Linked DNA regions of Homo sapiens: region 1 is linked to region 2. Evidence: chromatin loops called from intact Hi-C (ENCODE). Cell type or tissue: gastrocnemius medialis. All regions are shown on one strand. Region 1 overlaps LIFR (LIF receptor subunit alpha). Region 2 overlaps EGFLAM-AS5 (EGFLAM antisense RNA 5).

Evidence for each region. A loop is a pair of places that touch in the nucleus more often than their neighbours do. Peaks named below come from ENCODE experiments on the same cell type or tissue, not always from the same donor. Only the 100,000 strongest peaks of a DNase experiment are listed, where the experiment ranks them.
Region 1: a loop joins it to region 2, with 6 times the contacts of the local background. A loop is called at or near these places in 8 of 110 quality-filtered maps.

The regions. Positions count from the first base shown.
Region 1 is chr5:38,533,809-38,536,308 of GRCh38, forward strand. The region is part of intron 1 of LIFR (LIF receptor subunit alpha); the gene reads right to left. Among named protein-coding and RNA genes, the nearest start is that of LIFR, 22 kb to the right of the region's middle. In gastrocnemius medialis, no CTCF peak of the experiment used is centred here; a DNase peak (open chromatin) is centred at 1,553; H3K27ac peaks cover 2,500 bases.
Region 2 is chr5:38,465,532-38,468,031 of GRCh38, forward strand. All of the region lies in intron 1 of EGFLAM-AS5 (EGFLAM antisense RNA 5), which reads right to left. Among named protein-coding and RNA genes, the nearest start is that of EGFLAM-AS5, 1.6 kb to the right of the region's middle. RefSeq lists an enhancer at 735-1,934. In gastrocnemius medialis, no CTCF peak of the experiment used is centred here; DNase peaks (open chromatin) are centred at 456 and 1,140; H3K4me3 peaks cover 1,969 bases; H3K27ac peaks cover 2,500 bases.

The DNA.
Region 1 (2,500 bases), 68 kb after region 2:
CAGCCTTGTGTGCAGAAGGAGGCCTCAGGCAACACCTGCACAGTCAGGGTGAAAGGAATCAAGACAGCCCAAAGCATCTTTTATCTCAAGAATCTATCTTTTTGCCATACAATAAGATGACTCCCTTGTCATTAATTCTCAAAAGAAATTAAATACTAAGCTGGAACACTCGAGGGAGAAAAGACTCTGAACTACTGTAAAGGTAAATAAGCCTACGAGTGGGTCACCCATCCACAGGAGTGGAGATGCTGGGAGTTGAGCAAAACAAGTGCAATCACACAGGCAGTAAACAGTACCCGCACTGCTCATTTGTATTCTTCCTAGTGTCCCTTTCTTTACTGTTTCCTAGGAGGAAACATCAACATTGTTTAAAAACTTTGACCAGCAACTATTTTCCTTATCCCATTTCCCTCCCACAAGATCTTAAATTCCTCCAGCATTAGCTCCCAGTGAAGAAGGCTTTTCAGGATCATAAACTCTGCAGTTTGGTAGACTCCATTGTGTTATTGAAGTGAAGTGTAGGGGCTCTTCAAGTTAAAAGAAAGAAATACTTACGAAAAACATACACTTGGCCAGACTGAGAAGTTCTATCTGGGAAGACTAGACTGCACAGGAAGGCATGAATAGCTTTTCAGAAAGAGGGAAGCTGGAACAAAGTGATGTTTCAAGGAGATTAACTAGGACATAGCTGCAGTAACAAAGATGTATGCAAAATTTATCAGTATATAGGTCTAGTCCTAGCAAAAATCTAGTCCTCAAAGAGCCCACATAACCCAGCACAAGGAATCTGAAAAGACTGATACCAAGATGCATCACTGAGAATATCAAAATATCTGTATCAAAGATGTTACAAGTTTCCAGGGAGTGGAGGCCATACACAAGGGCTCAGGAATAAGAACAACATCAGAATAAATTAGTCAAGTCAGGCCTCTGTGACTTGCGGTGTGAGTGTGGACAAACCCCCATTGTAACACAGGGATGGTGACAGCACCACCTCCAGAGCAGGTTACGGGTGTACATGAGACACTGGGTGTGTGACCCATAAATATTCTTGAGAAGGGGAGGAACACACCAGACTTTTTAGCAATAAAAGCTAAAAAGAACACCTTCCAAAATACAAGTGAAAATTATTTTCACACTTGAATTCTATACTCAAACTGTTGAGTGGATAACATATATTTTACAAAGACATGCAAAATGTCAAAAGATGTATCACCTTCCGTGTACCCATTCTCTGGAAGCTACTGCAGGACATGACTGACCAAAATGAGGTACAAAACAAAAAAGAACAAGAGAGAAAATATACAATCCATACAACTGGAGTCAGAACCTAGAAAGAGGCCTTGCACACTGCCTCTGCTGTGTGTCCGGGCCACACTAAAATGGCTGCCATTCCACAGCTGCCAGACCCTTCAGGACTCCTTAGGCCAGCACCCTTTTTCCCTTCTTGCTAATTTCATCTGCACCCTCCTCAAGTCAGCAGTGATGCTCCTAGCAGGAGGTATGTTTGTCATTGCCTCTGAGAGTCCACAGGTTAGATGCCATCTGCTGCTGCTTCCACAACACTTTAATTATATTTATGTCATGGGGTTGCACAATTCATGTTCCATAGGCCAAATCTTACCCGCCTCTTGATTTTGTAAATCTTCCTAGAACACAGCCACGCCCACTAGTTTAAGTATAACCTATGACTACTTTCCCATGACAATGTTAGAGCTGAGTGGCTAGGATAGAGATTGAATGGTCCACAAAGCCTAAAATATTTACTGCCTGGCCCTTTACAGAAAGAGTTTGCTGACTTCTGCTCTACTGCTTCACTTCCTAATCTTATAATTCTCCCTACAGACCGTCAGATCCTTGAGAGCAAACACATCCGAGTTCACTGTAACCCTCAGTGTCCAAGCAGTACCTGGCACAAAGCAGACACCAAAAACTCTAAGCCAGCTGGCTGAATGAATACCAAGGCACAAATTATTATATGCCCACACAGTATACTTTCATTGTTAGGCTGCATGCTAACCCAGGTACTGCCAACACTAGGAACCCAAGTTAAAGCTCTGGCTCCCAAACTGCACTGAGGCACCCCAAGACACCAAAGCAAACTGACAGAGCTATCACAGAATATCTAAGTTTTTGAAGGAAATAAAGTGACATCTGTCCAACACTCTGAAAACCGTTAGTTCAAGGTAGTCCACAGTTTCAATATTTGCTCATGCTACATTTTTTTGTGTGACATCGTATCTTTATCTTTGGTGAAGAGAGGGAGGGACTAGTAATTGCTGGGATAAAACACAAGTACTACCCAAACAAATCAATGTAGAAATGGAAATGAGGGTGCTGGTTTCCAAGATTTGGGAAGCTATGCAGTACTCAATAGCTTCACACATCTCATCAGTAATTAAGGTTTTTTAAGAATGAAATAAAAATACTACCATAGACCCTTCATATCCCAGGGTTCTGCAACCACAGATTCAACCAACCTTGGATTGAAAATATTCAG
Region 2 (2,500 bases):
TCTCCCAGAGGAATCATGGTTATCATCATCATCATCATCATCATCCACTCCTAGACACATAATCTTATATGAGTGCAGTCCGGAGAAAGGCCACATGGTAGAAAGTGGGTCCTCCACTTCCCAGACACCCTTGCCTCAACACCTCTTCCTTTGATACTGCTGGGGCCAGTGCTTCCCAAGATGTCATGGAGTTGCTTTTACAGGCCATTTTGATGGATTCCCTCCAGCCATACATATCATTGTGATCTTAGGCCATTCAGCTGAATTGAAGCTAGAAGAGCTGTTGCTAATGAGTTGTTGTTCCACGAAAGTGTTATCCAGAGAAAAATGCAATGACCCAGGGATGCAGGCCTGGGAGTAGAACCATTTGCCTCTGGGTGGGAAGCAGATGAGGCTAAGGGGAGAAGAGTGACGTGATGACAGGGTCAGGGGAGTAGGGATCTGACAGGTGAGAGAGCAGCAGAGTGGAGGGACCCAGGAGGAGCTGGTGACCTGGGAGGCTCAGGGTCAGAGGACAGGGTAAGAGACAGTGTATCCCATGTGGGCTCCTGGGTGTCCTGTTGTCTCTCTATGTGTATCTGCTGTCATGGCCACAATAATGCTGCATAACAAAAATCACAAAACTGCAATGGCATGCAGCAACGAGTGTTTATTCCTCATGCGCCTTAAGTGGTCAGCTTGGCAGCTCTGCCAGTCTTGGTTGGGCTTGACTAGGTGGATCTTCCGGTGTCCGTTGGACTTGCTCACACGTGTCAGGGTTGCTAATTCAGGACAGCCTTGGCTGGGTTGGTGAGGTGGCTTGTGTCTGCTCCGTGTGTTTCTTGTCCTCCTCCTGGGCTAATGGGCTGGCCTGAGCATGCCCTTCTCCTAACAATGGGGGAGGGCACGAGCACGAGAGTAAAGGTGGAAGGCCTTTCACAGCCTCGGCTTGGCACTGCCACACCCCAGTCATCTGTGGATTCAAGAGAGGAAGAAACGGGCCGGCCCCCACGTGACATATGGGCTCTTCTCCAGCATGAGAGAACTACCAAGCTGCCCGGTGGAGGGCATGGACTCAGGAGCAGTGGAAAAGCGTCACTGCTGATGCAATCGGTCTACCCCAGCAAGTCCTACGTCATTCACAGCAGGGTGCAGTAGGGAGGCCGTGACCCCCTGGCCATAGGTCTTCTCCGACCTTCTTTAACCCTTGGGGCTGGAGGCGAGGTCCATGATGTTCTCAGTGCCCAGCCAGGCCAGGCCTGATGCGAGCAGCACCCGCCCTCCCCCATCGCAATGCGGTGCCCTCTCTTCCCCTTGCCCTCCTTCCACATGCTCCCTGACACTTGGCAGCTGGCCCCGTTGCTGTTCTGAGGAGGAGGGACTGGACCGGCTGGAAGATGGGATCTGTGCCTGGCTTTTGGGTAGCCGCTGTGGGGAGAGCATGTTGAAGGCTGGCCAGGCTCTTGGCTGAAGAGAAAGGTTTGGGGTGTCGCCAGGGAGCTCAGAGGCTAACAGCAGTCCCTGTCCTAGGGAGGAAGGATGGAGTGGGGCACGGGATCCTGAAAAGCTTTTCTCCCACAATCAGGGTCTGAGGAAATTCCCCGGAACCTCCCACATGTTCGAAGCAAGGGTGACCGGGTGTGGGGTGAGGATGTCCTTGCTTTTCCTATTAAGATGGCCTCCCATAACCCTGCATGTTCCTGGAGGCCCCACCTCAGGATTTCTCTCAGGAAGGTCTGTGGGGGTCTTCTGTGTCCCCCTTCTGCGGCTGCCCAGGCAGCTGCCCCGGCCTGCCCGCCGCTCTGAAGGCCGTGCCACTCTCCCACCCTGGTATTTGTCTTTCATTTCCTGACCCAGTCCTGCTCCCTTCTCCCGGCCCTCCAACACAAACAGGCCGGCTGGTGTCCACACACAGACTGCCCTGCTGGCACGGGCACTGGCGCTTTCCTGCTGCTGCCCCCTCTCCTTCCTCCCTGCCCACCTCCTCCCCTGGCCCTGCAGGAGCTGCTACCCCCTCCCTGCGTGGGAGGAAGGAGCTCGGAAAAGCGCCCGGAGTTGGAGCTGGCAGGCCCAGGGCTTTCCACTTGGAGGAAACGCTGCATTTTTCACCTTTAACCCAGAAAAATATGGTTCTCAGAAAGCTTGTTTTTAGCACTGTGAGTTCCCAAAGGAGGAAGAATAGGCAGTAGGGGGGCCCCCAGCCTCTCTGAGCTCCGACAGCAACCCCCACCCCAGAAGGCCGTTCTTCCTGGGAGGGAATGACCGAGGGGCAGCCTGCAGAGGCCCAGCTCCGAGAAAATAAAGGCAGAGAATTCCAGCTCCAAGCGGAAAGACAATACTTTAGGAGAGGAGCCTGGACAAGGCATGAGCCGCTTCCCACCTCCTCCCTGCCTCTTCCAGCTCCTGCCCAGTCCAGGAACGCATAGTAGTTGCCCTTGGAGCTGGGGGTCAGTCCGGGCGTGCCCACCACCGCCCAGACCCTTAGCTGAGAAGGGGGTAAGATTAGCTTATCAAAGGCGGG